Linked DNA regions of Homo sapiens: region 2 is linked to region 1. Evidence: read pairs that join two places in POLR2A ChIA-PET (ENCODE). Cell type or tissue: PC-3. All regions are shown on one strand.

Evidence for each region. ChIA-PET counts read pairs that join two places held together with the same protein. Peaks named below come from ENCODE experiments on the same cell type or tissue, not always from the same donor. Only the 100,000 strongest peaks of a DNase experiment are listed, where the experiment ranks them.
Region 2: POLR2A ChIA-PET joins it to region 1 with 7 read pairs; 2 of 35 experiments call an interaction of 5 or more read pairs at or near these places.

The regions. Positions count from the first base shown.
Region 1 is chr10:77,692,934-77,696,933 of GRCh38, reverse strand. No RefSeq gene overlaps it. Among named protein-coding and RNA genes, the nearest start is that of KCNMA1, 57 kb to the right of the region's middle. In PC-3, no CTCF peak of the experiment used is centred here; a DNase peak (open chromatin) is centred at 3,953.
Region 2 is chr10:77,476,825-77,480,824 of GRCh38, reverse strand. All of the region lies in intron 1 of KCNMA1 (potassium calcium-activated channel subfamily M alpha 1), which reads left to right. Among named protein-coding and RNA genes, the nearest start is that of KCNMA1-AS3, 130 kb to the right of the region's middle. In PC-3, no CTCF peak of the experiment used is centred here; DNase peaks (open chromatin) are centred at 564, 994 and 2,354.

The DNA of each region.
Region 1 (4,000 bases):
AAGACGGCGGGATCATTTGAGGCCAGGAGTTCAAGACCAGCCTGGCCCACATGGTGAAACCCTCTTTCTACTAATAATACAAAAATTAGCTGGGTGTGATGGCATGCACCTGTAGTCCCAGCTTCTCGGGAGGCTGAGGCACGAGAGTCACTCGAATCTGACTGTCAGAGGTTGCAGTGAGCCACGATCGTGCCACTGCCCTTGTGCCTGGGTGATAGCGTGAGACTGTCTCAAAGAAAAAGTTTTATGTTGCTTCAGGGACTATTTTGTTTCTCTTTTACTCCTAGGTACCACTGCTATGGTGGGCCTTGGTATCCAACTTGTGTCCCTTTTGTCTTGTGAAGTAATAGAAGCACTCTTCAGGTCGGGCACGGTAGCTCACGCCTGTAATCCCAGCACTTTGGGAGGCTGAGGCGGACGGATCACGAGGTCAGGAGTTCAAGACCAGTCTGGCCAACATGGTGAAACCCCGTCTCTACTAAAAATATAAAAAAAATTAGCCAGTCATGGTGGCGTGCGCCTGTAATCCCAGCTACTTGGGAGGCTGAGGCAGGAGAATTGCTTGAACCCAGGAGGCGGAGGTTGCAGTGAGCCGAGATTGCGCCACTGTACTCCAGCCTGGGTGACAGAGTGAGACTCTGTCTCAAAAAAAAAAAAAAAACCAAACAAACAAACAACAAAGAAGCACTCTTCAGCCTCTTCGCCTCTCATTCTTATAGTTGGCTTTTCCAGGCAGAATTATCAAACGTCCCCAGGAGAAAAGCAGACCGACCTCTATGGCACCAGTTGCATCTCTGAATTTCTGTCTTGTCCTAGATCTTGGCCAGCTTTTTTGTTTACCTGTTTTTTGTTTCTTACTGTTTTAGTAGTTCTCCTATGGCTTAAAGGGGATTTTAAAAATACTACGTCCCCATTTTCTATTTCAATTAAGCCATCCTTAAGAGATTGGTTAAATATTCTCAATTTGCCATTAGCATCAGATTTAATTTATATTCTAAAATTGAAGTCTAATTTATATAAATAAAATACAAAAATCCTAAGTGTATAACTCAATAAATTTCTCCATATTTATATATACATGTAATCAGTTATTATTATCTCAAGTAGATATATTAATATAAAATCCCATGCAAACCTCACTTCTGAATTTTAATTCTAAGTAAAAAAGATAAGGTGCCATGAATGTGTCACCAAATGAAATAAGATGCTGCTTCATTCAATATTTTTCACTGACAGGTTTTTTTCCCCCTTTACTCATTGAGCTTTCCTTCAGAAGCAATGTATTCTTTGACAATACTTAGAGTTTGGAAGAGGTGAGATATCATTAAATAAAAATTGTCATCACTCCTAAACATCACTCTACAATATGTCTGAATTCAAAACATCCCAGTATAGTCCAAAATACCCCATTTCTAACAGCATGTTTCACCCTTAACTGAAATGTGTTTAAGGGAAAAATAATGAGCTATTGGGTAGCAATGAGAGCATTGATTTATGGTACCTTGATTAAGGGAGGCTTTGTGACACCAAGATTTTGAATGGTTCCTTTGTTTGACATCCATGAGCAATGCACCATACTATGATTCAAGACAGGCGAGAGATACACTTTTCTTTTGTAAACTAGGAGAAGGAAAATTATTAAAGGAGCCATAGGAAAGGAGACATTGGGAAAGAGTAAATGTGGAAGTTTAGTTCTGGAAATGGATTCTCTTAGATCCATTTTACCTGAATTATTTTGGAAAGTGCTCACAGACCCAAGGACACACATACCCTAATAAAACTATTGTTTGAAGCCACTGGAGTCTACTTCATACACCATCAGCTGAACATGATTCCTAAATGATAAACTATAATCTTTATGTTATAGGATTGTTGTGTAGGTTTAATGAGATAATGTATGTAAGTTCCTTAGCAACCATTACTTGGCATGTAATAAAAATGCAATGATAAGCTACTTATTGATCATCACTTTGATCATCACCAACTGAATGAATACATTCATTCATTCAAATATTTATTGCATAAAAGCAATTCTCAAGGTGTTTTATGGTATACTCTGATGGCCTTTACCACTGAACAAGTGTTCAAGAGGGGACTTCTTAGTTTGGAACAAAGAGCAGAAGGTGGTGAAACCTGGATTCTTGCCTCAGCTCAAACTTTGGGAGCTGTGACATCTTGGGTTTTGGTTTCATCATCATCTGCCCAAATTTTTCACTGGGTTGATCAAGAACTTAATAAGAAAGTGAACATGAAATCTTTCTGAAATACTGCAGAATGTGCAAGGAACCCCCCACCTCCCACTTTTTTTTTTTCAAAGTCCAGTTTCCAGGCTTAAAAGGAACCCTTAAGATGCCATCTCAATCCCTATGGGCCAAAGTTCCTCTTCATACACTGGTCTCAAGCCCTTTTTGCCTCTAGACTCTTCATGTGAGAACACTCTTCCATAAATAACAGCTTTCATTAGACACTATAATTCCCACACAGGGAAGATAGACACAGCAAAACCAGGGAGAGGTAGGTGGGGAAGGAGTTGGGACAGCTAGTTTGTAAAAGCCTCTTGTGGAATCAACAGCCTTCTCCCTGGAGAGACGGTTCTTCCTCCATCTCCCATGAAACTACTGCTTGGCCCAGCATTCCCCAGAGTGTGGACCAAGGGGCACAAATGCCATGAAAGGTGGATCTAGATGGAAGGCAGGAAGGGCAGTGAATAAGAGTGTATCATGAGGCAAGATTGCTGTTCCCCTTTCAATTCTCCTCACCACTGCTGATGACTTCTCTAACTTTGGTTCATCTCGAATTTTGACAAGGAGAAAACTTGTCTTTGGGCAGGTAGTCTTTAGTTAATTTTTTAATTAATAGTTTGGTTTTCATTGTGTTTTTTTTTTCAGTTATCTCCTACTTATGGCAAGGGATATGCCGTAAGTAGTAGCTAACACTTACCAAGTACTAAGCCGTGTTGTGAATCATTTCTTTCTTTTTTAGTAGAGATGTTGCTGAGGCTGGCCTCGAACTCCTGGGATCAAGTGATCCTCCCACCTCAGCCTCCCAAGTAGCTGGGATTACAAGTATGAGCCACTATGCCCAGCTATTTTTTTTATTTAAATTTTTTTAGAGACAGAGCCTTGCTGTGTTACCCAGGTTGGTCTCAAACTCCTGGTCTCAAGCGATCCTCCTGCCTTGGCCTCCCAAAGTGTTGGGATTACAGGCATGAGCCACTGCACCCAGCCTGAAGCTAATTCTTAAGTAAAGAATAAAAAGTAAAGGTACTATGTGGATGCATAAAAATTGAGACAGAGGTCCTCAAAAGATCCAACTTTGGGAAATATCAGTTTAGCCCAGGCTCCACTGTCCTGCCCCAAGGGCTGACAGTCTGGCAGAAAGTCAGTGCAGAGCTGGCTGGACTGAAGGAAGAAAGGAGAAGCCCCTTTGGTTCTCCATTTAAAGCCATGGAAGAATGGCCCACCTGGATATGGACTGACTTATATTCTTTTATCCCTCTTGTATTTTTCACCATGCAATTGTATTACCAATTTGAACAATGTGATGTGATATAATCTGATACAATATAAACCAGAGCTTTTTCCAGTAAACCTAGCATGGCAGGTAAGGGTCATTAGGATTAATGGATTAACACATGTCAAGCATTTAGGATAGGGCCTAGTGCCATGTAAGTGCACTTATAAGGGTATTGGGGGGTGAAGGTGGTTAACAGAAGCTGAGATGGGCTGAGGGTTGTGGAGGAGGAGCTCTCTCACAGTCCTGGAAGAGGCAAGTCCTCAATGAGCTCCATCCATGGTAGCTCAACAATGGGCCTGTCTGTTGTGGTTCAGGACTCACTTCATTCTGGGCAGTTGCATGGATCTGCCAGCGTGGGCTGGGGATGTGAAACATTCTGCCTGGGTGCCTGGACAGCCGCCAATGATCCGAGCCTCTATGCATTGCCAGCTGCAGGACCTCACCTCCACAGGAGTGGAACATTGATAAGTTCCTGAATGAACAC
Region 2 (4,000 bases), 220 kb after region 1:
CGTGTGTGTCTTTATGTGTTCACCCTATGGGGAGAGAAAAGGTTCATGAAAGTTGAGATTACTGTGGGTAGGGTTGTCAGGGAGGGCTTTGCCGGGAGGGGGAAGCTGCGCTAGGCAAGCTGTGGCTCCAGAGTCTTGGAGGCGCCTGTAACAGTCCCTGCGGTTTCAAAAGAATTCAGAGAGGGGAGCCATAGCCTGGTCTCCAAATGTGCAGCACCTTCTGGGCAAGCTTAGACTTAAAGGATATCATTGTAGATAATGATTTGCTTATTTCTTGCTCTAGGATATGGGGACTGTTTCTTTTTTTCTGGGATGCTTTAATAGGATAGTAAAAGTAAACGTGTCCCTGTCTGATGGCCCTTGGCTCAGCTGGAAGAAGATCAGCTCTGCTGCAATTTAGGAAGAGATAACTGGGGTCCATCACGTGGCTGGTTCAGACCAGGGTTTTATGACTGGGATTTGCCTGCTGGAGCCCTGGGTCACTGTGCCAGACTCAACCACAGGTCACAATCTGGAACTGGATCCTTGCTGCCAGATGGGAGGCGGGCAGGGCCAGCCCTATGCTGTCATTGGCCTGTAGCCAGCTCAGGTCTGGTGGCAAGTGAAGGACACATCCTGATGTCTGAGTGCCCTGCAATTTATTGGCTTGTGGTTTAGGGGTGTGGGGGACAAACACCAATGCCACAGTTGACATATATGGGCGTCGTATTTGGTGGGGTCAAGAGTCCGGAGGGAGGCGCATCCAGCTTCTGTCTTGGCTGCAGGCCAGGTCTGCCCATGAGACGGTTCTCCTCCTTAACCTATTCAATCCAATAATCGATGAGCAGGTATTTTCTGAGATCTGAAGTGTCAAGTACTGAAGACATCACCAGGCTTGGCTCCGTGGGACACACAAGGAATTATAAAGCAGGACCCCCTCATCCCCCTCAGGAGCTAACAGTCCAATTGAGGGAAGCAAGAGAGACAGACGCACGTGAAAGGTTAAACAACTTGTCCTAGCCTGAAAGACAAGACCCGTGGGAAACAATTCAGGAAATGTCACCAGGCAGCATCTTCTTAGTGCTGCAAAGATCTGGAGGAACGAATGACCAGCCGGGGCACAGGGGCGAGGGCTTAGGCTTCTGGGGTCCGGTTACAAACTGTGACACCTTGGCCACCTGGGTTTACCTGTGTGAGTCCTGGTCTCTATATCCCTCAGATGGGCACAGTAAGACCTGCCTCAGAGACATGGGGAGGATTTAATGAGACAATGTGTATAGCACATTGCCTGACGAAGGGGAAAAACCTCACTGTGATAGTTAATTTATTGTCATTGGCTGCAGGGGCCAGAGAGTCTTTGGGGAGGCTCTGCTGGTAAAGGCTGAGCCTAGCCTTGTATTGCTCATCTTTTGGATAAGGTAAGGATGGAACCTTTGTGAAGAGGAAGACTGGACACCTCCTGCCCCCTCCCACTGTGGTTTGAGTGGATTTTATCCCGCATCTGTTGTTTGCCTGGCATTGGATGGCCCTCCACACCAGAGAGCTAATGCCTGCCTTCATCACTAGTGTCTCTGTCTCTTTGTTTCATCAGCTTCTTTATGTGAAAAGAGAGAAATGATCTCTGTCTCTTTCCAAATCCCAGCAAGGCTGAATAATATCTGTGGATATTCTTTTCTATTTCTTAATACCCTCGCATTGCTTATGAAAATCCTATGGGCACATTGTAAATTATCTGCAAAAAACAGCAGAGTGCAAAGAAGCAGAAATAAAACCTCCCATAATCACAACAGAAACATCTACTACTGTTCATGATTCGTTTTATTTTCCCCCAAATATATTACTGTGCATTTTTCTTTATAATGCCGAGATCCTAGAATATGTGCGATTTAGTGTTCTGCTTTTCTTCTTAACATTACGTTATCAGCATTTCCAAGTGACACTGGGACTCTATAAACATATTTTAAATGACTATATCTTATATGGATGCTCACTCCTTTTCCTTATATTTGCTCTTTACTTTTTCCTCTTTTTTGCTATTATAAATAGCATTGTACTGAAATCCTTCTGCAGGGTTATGTACATTACCTCATTGGTTTATTTATTTAACAGACTTTGAGTATCTACAATGTGCAATACAATGTGCTTTTAGTTCTGAGAGGAAACCATCTGAAATAGCAAAAAGAGACATAAATGAAATACCTCACATGTAGAGTTTTGTGATACTCTTTTTTATAGTAAGTATACCTGGCTTGGAGTAACACTGTGGGCCGGTTAATTGTTCTGGGCCTGAATTTCTGCATCTTTAGTCACTAGATGGTTTCTAAGCTGCCTCTTGTCTCCAGCACTCTGTGGTCCTGACTGCAAATGTAAGAATCACCGTAGCATTCATCTATCCTTGTGACTCACTAGGGCTGTTTGTGTTTGGAGCATTCCTGGTGCACAGATGATGTGTTGATGGACTTGGACACAGTCTGTTCTCTTCCCCTCTCAGTCATGAGCAGAGCGTTCATCTGCTCAGTGCTTCTTTTTAATAAGTAGTTCAGGGGTTGACTGCAGCTCAGCTCTGTTGGGAATTAACACAGACATAATAGACTTTTATAAAAGTGTGAGCAGAGCAACTAAGCCAGTACAGACTCTTTGCCACATCCTGACATGCTAAGAGAGAGGTCCCCTTTAAAACGCAAGCAGGGTAAATATTAGAAAAATGGCAAGAATTCATAGAGCATAAAGCTCATAATAAACTCAGAGAATGCATTGTCCTGAGAAGTGGTAAAGGAAGGAAGTGGAATAGACTTCAACAAAATGGCATAGAATTAACGGCAGAGGGTATCATGTACCTGCAGGGTATTTGAACCGGGTGATTTTGTGTGGCAGTGCCCGGGATCCACAGACCCTAATGACACCCAAATTTGTGAGGCATTCTTCTCAGTTTATAAAGAACATGACTGAGACCACCTAGCACATTTAACCGGGTCTGAAGGACCAGCTAATTTCCTAAAAATAGCAGTTTCTTGCTGGGCATATGTCTTAGGCTTTGCTGGCTCTAAGAACTTAATATTAACAATTCACACAGAAGGAATCGTGTTCAGGGCATTGACCAATACTCAGCTCACCTTTGAATGGCCAGAGGACACAGCTCTAAAGAAAGGTGTGCAACAAGGAGTGTGGTTGAGTGGGCATGTTATCTTCCTAGGTCACAAGTAACAAAGTGCCACTCCCCAACTCCATATTCATAACAGACATCCATAATCTATCAGGATGTTCTTTCTAGCCAAGCCAAGATGCAACTTCAGGATCTTTTTTAACACAGTGCTCCAGGCAGCCACTACCACACAGATGGGGTTCATTTGCTCCTGGAATAAAACCTTGTCATCCCTAGACATAGAGGCAGTCTTTCCCCTGTGAGCCACAGCATATGAGAAAATGTCACCATCTAGAAGGTTCCTTGGTAAGCACAGACATATGGTGGCCTGATAAATTGCCTTTCTCTACCCTTGGGATCTTTGTCCAAGGAACTAGGTGCCATCTTGAGTCAGACTGGCAAGTGTGGGAAAATAGAATTCTTATTCCTATCAGCCAACAGAATCTTCAGTGTTTCGTGTTATGATAAGGAGTTACACTGCAGACATTTCTCAGAGGGTCTGTTCCTGTGTTTTATCATGTTTTCCATGGCAACCCCTGTGGGATCCACGAAGTTGGTATTATCTCCATGGCACAGATGATGGAGGCCCAAGGAAGACAAATGACCGGCAGGAGGCAAGTCATGCAGCTAAGAGCTTTTCCTGGAATCCAGGTGTCCTGCCTTCAGATGCCAGTTCTCTTGCTGGTTTTCGTTTTTGTTTTTCTAAAAATGTTTTCACCTGTCAAGTATGTGCTACTATGAATTCTGGGAGGGTAGGGTCGTGTCTTATTTATTTCTGTGTTTTTGACTGCTTTTCCTCTCCAATCTCAAGTGCTGTGACTAACACATAGGAAGTACTCAAGAAAATATTTATGGCATATAAGTCAGTAGAAAATCCAT